Regions from separate parts of the Homo sapiens genome. Here region 2 is linked to region 1. Evidence: chromatin loops called from intact Hi-C (ENCODE). Cell type or tissue: tibial artery. All regions are shown on one strand. Links, peaks and the distances in the headings refer to the core of each region. The heading gives the core; the rest is flanking DNA.

What was found. Peaks named below come from ENCODE experiments on the same cell type or tissue, not always from the same donor. Only the 100,000 strongest peaks of a DNase experiment are listed, where the experiment ranks them.
Region 2: it touches region 1 in a loop (12-fold over the local background); 1 of 110 quality-filtered maps calls a loop at or near these places.

The regions. Positions count from the first base shown.
Region 1 is chr1:3,192,247-3,197,609 of GRCh38, forward strand. All of the region lies in intron 2 of PRDM16 (PR/SET domain 16), which reads left to right. It overlaps LOC107984909 (a long non-coding RNA gene), which reads left to right. Exons shown (of 2, transcript XR_001737869.2): 1 at 1-1,470; 2 at 2,587-3,280. Among named protein-coding and RNA genes, the nearest start is that of MIR4251, 67 kb to the left of the region's middle. In tibial artery, for the core only: no CTCF peak of the experiment used is centred there; a DNase peak (open chromatin) is centred at 2,980; H3K4me3 peaks cover 715 bases; H3K27ac peaks cover 5,000 bases.
Region 2 is chr1:2,214,670-2,220,032 of GRCh38, forward strand. All of the region lies in intron 1 of LOC124903823 (a long non-coding RNA gene), which reads left to right. Among named protein-coding and RNA genes, the nearest start is that of SKI, 11 kb to the right of the region's middle. In tibial artery, for the core only: no CTCF peak of the experiment used is centred there; no DNase peak of the experiment used is centred there; H3K27ac peaks cover 897 bases.

The DNA of each region.
Region 1 (5,363 bases), core at 255-5,254:
CATCTGGGCTCGGTAGCTTTTGGAGCTGGCTGTCTTGGGGCATGCGGGTTGGGTGCCTGCAGGCCTTGCTTCTCTGGGAGTTCCGGCTGGGTTTTGAGCCAGAAGATCCTGGAGAGACACTTCCAGGCTCTGGATTAATGACCAGGCTCAGGGTGTTAGGAGGAGACCCTAAGGAGTCAGCCCCTACATCCAGACCTCATGCTCTGGCCTGCTCATGTTCCAATTGGGCAATCTCTTCATGAGGGATGTGGGTTCAGGACTGGGTTTGGGGAAGTAGGAGGTCCTATTGGAGGCTCTGCCTTTCTACCGTTTTCATGGCAGTGGGCGGGGCTTGGTGCTGGTGTAGGAGCTGGACTTAGACCCCTCCGTCGGTCCTGGGCTGGGGAATCAAGGTGAGCTTGGCCACAGGTCTGAGCCCAGGCAGAAGCGACCCTGTTTTAACCAAGCCCCAGCTCCTGCCCAGGAGGGATTGTCGAGGCTCCTGGGACTCTGCTTCAGTCCCTTTCAGTCCCTGTGGCCCATGAGCAAACAGGAAACCAAGATCAACCCAGAGACAGACACACCCGGCTGCCTTGTTGCCATAAAGACCCTCGGTGCTCAAAGTGTGGTCCCTGAGCCAGCAGTGCTGGCCTCCCTGCAGGTTTGTTGGAAATGAAGAACCTTGGCCCCTCTCTGGGACTCACTGAGTCACCACCTGCAATTGAGCGAGATCCCTGGTGATTCATGTGCACAGCTGAGTTTAGGAAGGACCCGGCCAGACAGCGAGTACCCAGCAGTCACAGCGGCCAGACGGCGAGTACCCAGCAGACACAGCGGCCAGATGGTGAGTACTGAGCAGACGCAGCGGCCAGACGGCGAGTACCCAGCAGACACAGCGGCCAGACGACGAGTACCCAGCAGACGCAGCGGCTTACCAGGGGGCAGCTTTGGGTGTGTTGCAGGCATTGGGAGAGTCACCAATGTTCCCTGACGCTGTGGAAGGATGCACTGCCTTCCTGCCCGTCCCGCCTCCAGGGCTGACCTCCTGAGGCTTCGGGCTCCTGCCCGGCCCCCCAAGGGGATGGAGCGGCAGCTCCCACCAGTGCCAGGTCTAGCCATTCCTAGGAGATCTCCAGGCTGCCTCATGGCTCTGGGATTCAGGAAGAAGGGGCACCTGCCAGCCACCAGAGGCTGGTTTGAACCCAGAAGTGTTTGACATAGCTCTCCTCTGTAGAAGCAGAACTTGTGTGTCCAGCGCCCACTGCTCAGTGGGCTGGGTGCTCCCTTTGCACCCCTGGAGCTGTCCACAGCCATGGACCTCCGCACTCTCCATCCCATCCGGCTCTGGGGGACCCCAGGATGGCAGGCAAGGAAGGCTCAACCCAGGGAGCTCCTGTGGCTCAGACATATTCTGAGAAGTGCGCCCACCCAGCCGGGGAGGAGGTGCAAGCCCCTGCCCCCCAACAATGTCTGCTGAATGCATAGGAAAATGTAAGAGTGAGTGCCCCTCCCACATGTCGGTCTGTACTGGGGGAGGGGGTGGTCAGGAAAGCTCCCAAGTCCTTCCCGGGTGCCTGAGACCTGAGGGCAGAGGCTGGGGGCTGCGGGCTCCCCTTCACTGTGTGTTCGTGTTGCCTGGGGAGCATGGGAAATACAGGTGTCAGGCCTGCCTTGGAGATGCTGGGCTGGGGCCAGGGAGGGTGACCAACCTCCCTGTTTGCCCAGGAACGTCCCAGTGTCAGACCCAAAGTCCTGGCACACCCCTCTGGCATCAGGCATGTGAAAGCTCCCAGGAGATCCTAATTTACGGCCTGGGCCGAGAGCAGCTGACCTAGATAGGAGGAGTGGAGAGCCCGCCTGCATGTCCTGTCCGGCACCTGCACCAGACCGCCGGGCAAGGGACAGGTGGGAGGGCTGAGGAACAAGGGCTCCCAAAGCACTCGTCTGGCCTTCTGCAACGCTCAGTGCACACTGGGGGGCTATTTAGGATGGTTGTTGAGGGCATTTAGTCACTCAGCAGACAACCGGCTCATCTCAGGTCCTGCAGAGGTGTTCACTGGTACCTCCCTGTGCAGGGCGCTTCCTTCTGTCTCTCCCATGCCCCTTTCACCCTGGAGCTGAGCCCCGCCATAAGCCCTCCTTGCTGGCCTGCTGTGGGGGCAGCCGGCGCTCATTGGCTGAGCTCTTAGATCACCCTATTACGCCTTATCCTTTAAATTCCAACAGAGGGGAAGGGGTAGACCATGGCAGGTGCTGGGGACCTCGGCTCAGGCTGGAGTCTCAGGGAGGGAGGCTGGGGCAGGTCTGATAATATCAAGGCTGGACTCTGCGGCAACTGGCCACTGTCTCCCCACCACACGCCACCGTCTCCCCACCACACGCCACCGTCTCCCCACCACACGCCACCGTCTCCCCGCCACACGCCACCGTCTCCCCGCCACATGCCACCGTCTGATCGCCACACGCCATCGTCTCCCCGCCACACGCCACCGTCTCCCCGCCACACGCCACCGTCTGATCGCCACACATTAGGGCTTGGTATTCTCAGTCCCACGTTTTATCATCTAAACGCCAAAACTCGTTCCTGGCCTGCCCTTTCTCTCCAAGGTTCCCAGATGCACGCTCCACTGCCCACACCACCCCCACGGTTGAGTGGGCTCGGCCCCGGGACGTGGCCTGGCTCTGGGCACCTCTGCTGCTCCACTCTGCGTGGAGAGTTCTGCGTGAGGCCAGGAAGCTTTGCCGCGCTTCCCCACTCAGGAGCTTCTGGATGTTTCTATGGAGGCCTCACGTCTAAAACCGTGAGCGCACCGGCCAGTGGATGCTCTGAGGAGTGTTCCCGTGGAGCCAGCACCGGGCAGCTCGGCGAGGCACACAGCGTCGGGATTTGGAGAGAGACGGGGCCCTGTGGGATGGTGCGGAGCCTGAGGCCACCGTGGGGACAGGGATGCAGAGAAACCCATGGGCCTCGGCGTTGCTCCGGGAGAAGCCGGCAGTGCCGTGGAGGAGTCACAGCACAGGCTTCCCATGTCCCCCGGCACCGTGACATCAGCCCTAGACGTTTTTAGCCCAAGAATGCCATGAAATCCTGCACTATCTTCGGCCCGGCTCGGAGGCACGGGTATATAAGGAATTTTAGAAAAAAGGAGAGAGAATGACTAAGAATACCTCCCTGATGGCTCTCCTTTACTTCCTTAAGGGGTAATAACTCCGCTGCAGCCCAGCAGAGGGGACTTTCTTTAAATAGAGCATTCTGATTCACAAGCGAAAAAGGAAATAAATATTTTCTTTTCATATTCGAGAGACATCTGTGAATACCAACTTCTTAAATAGTATTTTGCCAATCGCATCCCACACGCCCCGCCCCCCCTGTCCCAGTGACACCCAGAGCCCACCCTTACTCAGGAACCGGCCGCTTGTACCAAGAGACCTGAAAACATCATCAGGGCTGCCAGCCTGAAAATGTCTTCAGGGTTTTGCCAGAAGCAGGAGGGAGAAGGGCTTCTGCGTGGGGGCGTGGCCCAGCCTCCCCCTAGGTCCCCCAAGGCTCCCTGTGAGAACAGGGTGCTCCGGAGCCTCCTGCCCTTTTCCTTCCTCCCTTTCTTTCTTCCTTAGGGAAAATAAGGATTGGATGTGAAGGGAGTATGACAGAGGCATGTGGCCTCTGTATGGGCCTGGTGGGCACCTGCCGTGTGCCCTGGTCTCTGTGAGGCTCTGTCTACACTGGGACCCTCCCAGCTGTGCTGTGATTAGGACACAGCCACCCTCGCTCTGACAGGGGAACCCGGGGCTGAGAAGGAAGGAATAGCTCCCAGCCCCCAGGTTTGTCCATGCAGGGGCCCAGAGGCAGGTGTGGGTCCCGCTCAGTGACCCCAGCAGGAGCTCACTGGGGGCAGCCAGGCTCTTGCCAGGTGGGAGAGGCACAGGTGAGCTCCAGCAGGGGCGGCAGCTGGGCCCAGACCCGGTTCCTGCCCCCACTAACAGCATGTAGGTGGGGCAGTCTCAACTCTGCGCCTTGCAGGCCGATTGCCTGGGCCCAGTGCCTCATGCTCCTGCCTGAACATGGCTCTGTCCTCTGCAGGTCCCTGACCCAGCCGGGCCCTGGAACTTGACTTCACTACAGCCGATGGCCCTCTCTGGGCTTGGGGGAATTCTGTGTCGTAAACATGACCTCAGCCCCACTTTTTCTCAGAAGCTGCTGTCCCCTTGTTTGAAAGCAGGTCCCAAATGTAGACCCATGGGCCCTTGTGGGGCCTGAGAATGCTGGGGACACTTGGCAGAGAGTGAGGCTCACCGCCCGGTGCCCCTGCCTGAAGCTGGGATTCTGCGGTGGCCCCAGGGTGCCCGTGGCACCAGAGAGGGGTTCAGCCAGGAACCGCAGGGGTTCCTGACCCAGATGGTCAGCCTGTGAGACCCCCACCCAATTCCAGGCCACATTCTCTACCTACTACTGGCTGAGAGTTCCCGGGGGAGGTCCCAGGAGTCTGCATTCTGAGAAGCGATCATTGTGGGGCACTTGGAGGAGTCCAGCCCAGGAGGAGGCCCTGGGAAAGGGGCCCGCCCTGAACTTCCTTCCTCCCCTACCCATGGGAGCCCAGAGAGGCTTTTCCTAAAGGTGCCGAGGCTGACGGGTAGCAGCAGAGCCTTTCCTGACCACAGGCCTCAGCAGGGCAGGTGGAAGGAGCAGAAGCTGGAGCTGCGAAGAGGCGGGTGCCTGGGTCCACTGGGGGACCCCACTGTTGCCCAGGGGGGTCTGTGCAGCCGCTGAGGCTGGGGGGTGAGCTTCACACCACTGGCTCATCAGCATGGCTCCTGTCCCCGGCCACAGCTGCACGAGGCGGCCCGAGGCTGACCAGCCACGCGCCCCCGGGCATGGAGTGATGGCTAAGATAGGAGGGGCCCCTTGTCATACCTGAGTCCCCCTTGGGACATCACCATCTCCTCCCCCTCCCAGTGCAGTTATGAACTGGGCCCCAGGGAGGGAAAGAGTCATATGCGACCATGGGCTGGGTGGACCCAGGACAAGAGCCCAGGGTCCCGACCCCCAGGCGGGCCCTTTCTGCCCCTGCAGCTCCCAGATGTCAGCTGTGAGCAGGGCAGGCCCCTCCTTCCTGTGTGCCCCCAGCCATCACAGCGGCCCCAGCTCGTCGTGGGCACTCAGTCCAATTGTCCCTTGGGTGATCCTACAGCCTTGGCATCCTAGAGGAGCGTGCCCCATGAGCCAGGCAGGGCTGGCACAGGCCTGAGAGGCAGCTCATTCACCTCTGGTGCCTGCACCTGCAGTGCGGTCCCTGCAAGGCTGTGCCGGGATCAGCTTTGTGCTGCCAGGCGGTAGGCCTACGAGGGCGGCAGGAAGCAACTGGACCACTAAGACTGAAGAATCT
Region 2 (5,363 bases), core at 211-5,210, 980 kb before region 1:
GGATGCTGCGCTGAGGATGGCCCTGAGGCAGGGCTGGACCCAGTGCCCGCGGCCGCCCTTGCCCTTCCTCCCTTCCCTTTCGGAGTCCTGGCCCCACCCTGTGCTTCCCCTCCGCCTGCTGCACAGGCGCCCACACTGTGTGGCTGGCCCAGCCCAGTTTCATTCCTGGAATGGGACCCCGGGAGCCGAGAGGGGCAAGGGCCTCTGGGCGGCGCGTGGGGCCTGGGTGACAGCACGGGTCCTCAGGGCAGTGCCCCCAGCCAAGAGGGAGCCATCCCTCCAAACACAGTGCCAAGGGGCACCTGGCCTGGGGACCTGTGTCCCGCCAGCAGTAGGGCCTAGCACAGCTGCACCTCACCAGGCCCAGGCCAGCCATTGGTCAGCTCACGGCCTGTTGCTGGGAAGGCAGCCAGCCCCTGACAAGGAGGGGGTGACCGGGAGTCCCACTAGGAGGAGGGGGAGGCCAGCCCTCGGGCCTGAGGAGGGCAGAACACTGGCAGGGGTCCCTGGCAGCGTCTTGGACTTTGCCCTCAAACCCTTAAGCAGGAGAACGGGGTGGGTGGGGGTTCCCTGAGGGGGCCAAGGGTGGTGCCGGGAGCCCAGTGTGGGGCAGATCCTGCTCTCAGGAAGGGTGGCTGAGGGGCCATGGCCCTAGACAGCGGGAGGGGCTGTATCCTGCTGCTGATGGGGAGGGGTGAGGATGGGGGCAAGGGGCGTCCATGCAGAGGCGGAGAGCAGGAGGTGAGGGGTTGGGCCCCTGGGATGGCTTGGTCTGAGCCTGGAGGCTGCACCCCCTCTGAGTAGCGGGAAGGTGGCTGCGGGCAGGTGCCGTGGGTGACTGAAGGGTAGGACCTGCGTGAAGGAGCCCCCGCTGCCCTTGGGACCACTGGGCCCCCGAGGTCTGGCCCTCACACACACCCTGCCCTCACCTGACCTCCCGCCCCGACCAGCCGCTTGCCCCAGTAGGTCCCAGGCTGCCCTGAGCCTCAGCATGCTCTGGTCTGCACGTGGCGGTAATGCCACCTGGCTCAGCATGTTGAGGGAAACCAGTCCTGGCACCAGGGTCCCACAGTGCCTGTGATGACTTATGAGGTTCTGCCATTGCAACCAACAGTGCCACAGCTTGGGCCCCTGGAAAGCACTGCGGGGATGGTCCCCCACTTCGAGAAGTGCTGGCTGAAAGCTTTGTGTGGGCAAGGACAGCACCCTTCTGCCCCCATTGGGTCCCCTGTGCCCACCTCGTGGTGCTCAGTGTTGTGTGCCGGGTAAAGGACAGCAGCCAGGGCCTCGGAGGATGCTGGTGATGCCCAGGCCGCGGCTGGGTCCCTGGCTCTCGCTCTGTCCCCACTGTTTGACACACAACCGCTTCAGCTAAGTCAAGAGTGATCTCTGGCCTGGGGGTCCCGGGCTCAGTGAAGTGCCGAGGGCACGCAGGGAGGTGGCGGCGAATGACTGGGGTGGCGTGGCGTGGCGTGGTGTGGCTGCAGCCCCGGGCAGCTATGACCAGCACAGCGCACAATCCAGGGCTGCACAGGATGCCCCCAGGACAGGGTTCAGTGGGTGAGGGTGGCAGGGCTGGGTGCCCACACTGGCTCTTCAATTCAGCACACGGCCCCCCAGGCTGGGCCTCACCAGTGTCCCCCTGGCTGTCCACAGGCTGTGGATGCGTCCTCAGAGCCAGGCCACGGGCTGCTGAGGGTGTCGAGGCCTCTGTGCCCCTCCCTCCCTCGGGCCCAACATCCTGCTGCTGCGCCCTCAGCCTCCAAGGTCCTTGTGTCTCTGGGCATGGGCTGCCAGGGGTCTCCTGCAGGAAAGGGAGCCCGAGAGAGCCAGCTTTGTCTCCCTAGCCTGGGACCTGGGCCAGGCCCTGTCACACTCTGGGTGTGAGCCCAAGGTGGGGTTGGGTGGACACCTGGCTCCCGGGATGGTTCAATGCCTGGCCCAGGCTGTCCAAGGCTGGGCAGCCTCATTGCTGCCCTACCTGGCTTTGTCCCTGTGGGGAGTGGGCAGGAGCTGGGCTGTGGCTCTGAGTGGGGTGGTCTGCTGGCCACCTGCTCTCACCCTCTGGTTCCCAATGGCCACAATGGCAGGACCATCCATGGCCCCCCAGAGGCAGGTGCCCTGCTCAGCACTTCCCATGCATCACCTCAGGTGATCTCAAGAGGCAGGCCCTGGCTCTGGGACCACCACCGGGAGGCTGACACACACCCGAGGCCACCTGGGCACGGTACAGGTCAGGCAACTGATTTCACAGAAGATCCCATGGTGGGCGAGGGCTCTCCTGGGCAGAATGGCTCTGAGAGAAACAACAGGAAACGCAAGCAAAACTGAAGGCAGCTTCCTTAGAAAGCCAGAAAATGGGCCGGGTGCAGTGACTAACGCCTGTAATCTCAGCACTTTGGGAGGCCAAGGCATGCGGATCACGAGATCAGGAGATCGAGACCATCCTGGCTAACACAGTGAAACCCCATCTCTACTAAACATACAAAAAATTAGCCAGGTGTGGTGGTGGGCACCTGTAGTCCCAGCTACTCAGGAGGCTGAGGCAGGAGAATAGCTTGAACCCGGGGGGCCGAGGTTGCAGTGAGCCAAGATTGCAGCACTGCACTCCAGCCTGGGCAACAGAGCAAGACTCTGTCTCAAAAAAAAAAAAAAAAAAAAAAGAAAGCCAGAAACTGCCGACCAGGCATGGTGGCTCATGCCTGTGATCCCAGCACTTTGAGAGGCCGAGGCGGGCAGATCACCTGAGGACAGGAGTTCAAGACCAGCCTGGCCAACATGGTGAAACCCCGTCTCTGCTAAAAATACAATAATTAGTTGGGCATGGTGGCATGTGCCTGTAATCCCAGCTATTACGGAGGCTTAGGCACGAGAATTGCTTGAACCCTGGAGGCGGAGGTTGCAGTGAGCCAAAATCGCACCACTGCACTCCAGCCTAGGCGATGGAGAGAGATTCCGTCTCAAAAAAAAAAAAAAAGAGCTGGGTGCGGTGGCTCACGCCTGTAATCCCAGCACTTTGGAAGGCCGAGCTGGGCAGATCATGAGGTCAGGAGATCAAGACCATCCTGGCTAACATGGTGAAACCCCATCTCTACTAAAAATATACAAAATTAGCCGGGCATGGTGGCGGGCGCCTGTAGTCCCAGCTACTCAGAAGGCTGAGGCAGGAGAATTGTGTGAACCCGGGAGGCGGAGATTGTAGTGAGCCGAGGTAGTGACACTGCACTGCAGCCTGGGCGATAGAGAGAGATTCCGTCTTTAAAAAAAAAAACAAAAAAAAAACAAAGAAAACTAGAAATTGCAGGTCAGCGCAAAAGAGAAACTTTAAGACATCTGTAGATTCTTCACTTGGCAAAAGTCACTTTCTTGTTTTTTGATATATGATCTGAAGGCTATAACATTCTACGTACCATGTAAGCTACATCCAGGAATTTTCATTGACAGTGTTTTCATTATCATTCAATTTAAAACATTTTGTGGTTTCCATTTTGATCCCTTCTTTAATTGATGATGTGTCCAAAGTATTTTGCAATGTCCCAGATAATGGTGATTTTTGATGGGAATGTGTATTTTTCTTTGTTATTTATTTTTATTTATTTTTTTGAGATGGAGTCTCGCTGTCACCCAGGCTGAAGTGCAGTGGCGCGATCTCAGCTCACTGCAACCTCTGCTTCCTGGGTACAAGTGATTCTCCTGCCTCAGCCTCCTGAGTAGCTGGGACTGTAGGCACATGCCACCATACCTGGCTAATTTTTGTATTTTTAGTAGAGACAGGGTTTCACCAGGCTGGTCTCAAACTCCTGCCCTCAGGTGATCCGCCCACCTCAGCCTACCAAAGTGCTGGGATTACAGGTGTGAGCCACTGCCCTCAGCCTGTTATTTTTAGTTTGGAATTCTAGTGTGTTTCTTTATTTTAATAGTTACCAAAGAAATACAGATACATAGATAAAAGAAACAAAAAGAACCCCCAAAGTTAGTACAGTTTAAATACTGAAACTGTAGAATCTGTAGAAACTATTGTCTCTGTGGAACTCACCAAGCCCTGGCCCTCCTTTGCTCCTCCATTACGGCCCTAGCGTCAGCTTCTTTCAAAGCTTTCACCCATTTTTTTTTGTCTTAGCTCTCTCCATACTTCTCAATTATGTGCTCTTGCTGCTCCTCCTTGGTTTAGCAGCTTTATACATGGTGAGATGTTACTGGAGAATGAGGGTTTTGCTCTTATCCAATGCTCCCTGCCCCACCCTACCATCTCTTCTTCTGTCTTCCCAAATGAGCAATTTCCTCATTTTTGTTTAAGTTGATGTCTCTATTATAATTTGTACTATAACTCTCTGCTGAGTCAAGTAGTGAACTCTGCTTAGGTTTTCTCTTTATTTTTCCTGGAGTTAGTAGTGGCCTTGCTTTCTTCTGTCATCTGCTGAGTTTCCTCTGTGCCTATGGCCCATCCCACCTACCTCTTCCAACAAGCCCTCCACACAGTGTTTGATCTAGTCAGTTGCATCCTACCTTCCACTGGTTCCTTGTTTTCCTGGAGCCCTGTGTCCTTCTGGCTTAGTCTGGGCTGCTTACTCTCTGGGCTCCATGTCTAGGCTGGTGGGCAGAGATTTCCATTTCCCCTTCATGGACTGGGACAGACCCTTCTTAGCTCTTATTGTTATGATGGAAGCCCAGTTCCAGATCCCATTCAGAAAGGGCCTGTGGCCATGACTCTTGTCTCTCACTGGCCTTAACCAGCAGCCCTCAGTGGACGTGAGACCAGGCCCAAGGCTTGCATTGGCAGTTTGGTTTCCACTCTTGCTTACCACTGTGGCTTGAGTGCTATCTTCATTTCTAGCTCTGCACAGCTACCTTCCTTGTGCCTTTTTACAGGACATTTAAAAAACAAATCTGGCCAGGCGAGGTGGCTCACACCTGTAATCCCAGCACTTTGGGAGGCTGAGGCGGGCAGATCATGAGGTCAGGAAATCAAGACCATCCTGGCTAACATGGTGAAACCCTGTCTCTACTAAAAAATACAAAAAAAATTAGCTGGGCATGGTGGCGGGTGCCTGTAGTCCCAGCTACTCAGGAGGCTGAGGCAGGAGAATGGTGTGAACCCAGGAGGCGGAGCTTGCAGTGAGCCGAGATTGTGCCACTGCACTCCAGCCTGGGAAACAGAGCGAGAGAGTGAGACTCTGTCTCAAAAACAAAACAAAACAAAACAAAAAAACCAAATCTGGCCAGGCGAGGTGGCTCACACCTGTAATCCCAGCACTTTGGGAGGCCGAGGCAGGTGGATCACCTGAGGTCAGGCGTTTGAGACCAACCTGGCCAACATGTCAAAACCCCATCTCTACTAAAAAAAATACAAAAATTAGCTGGGC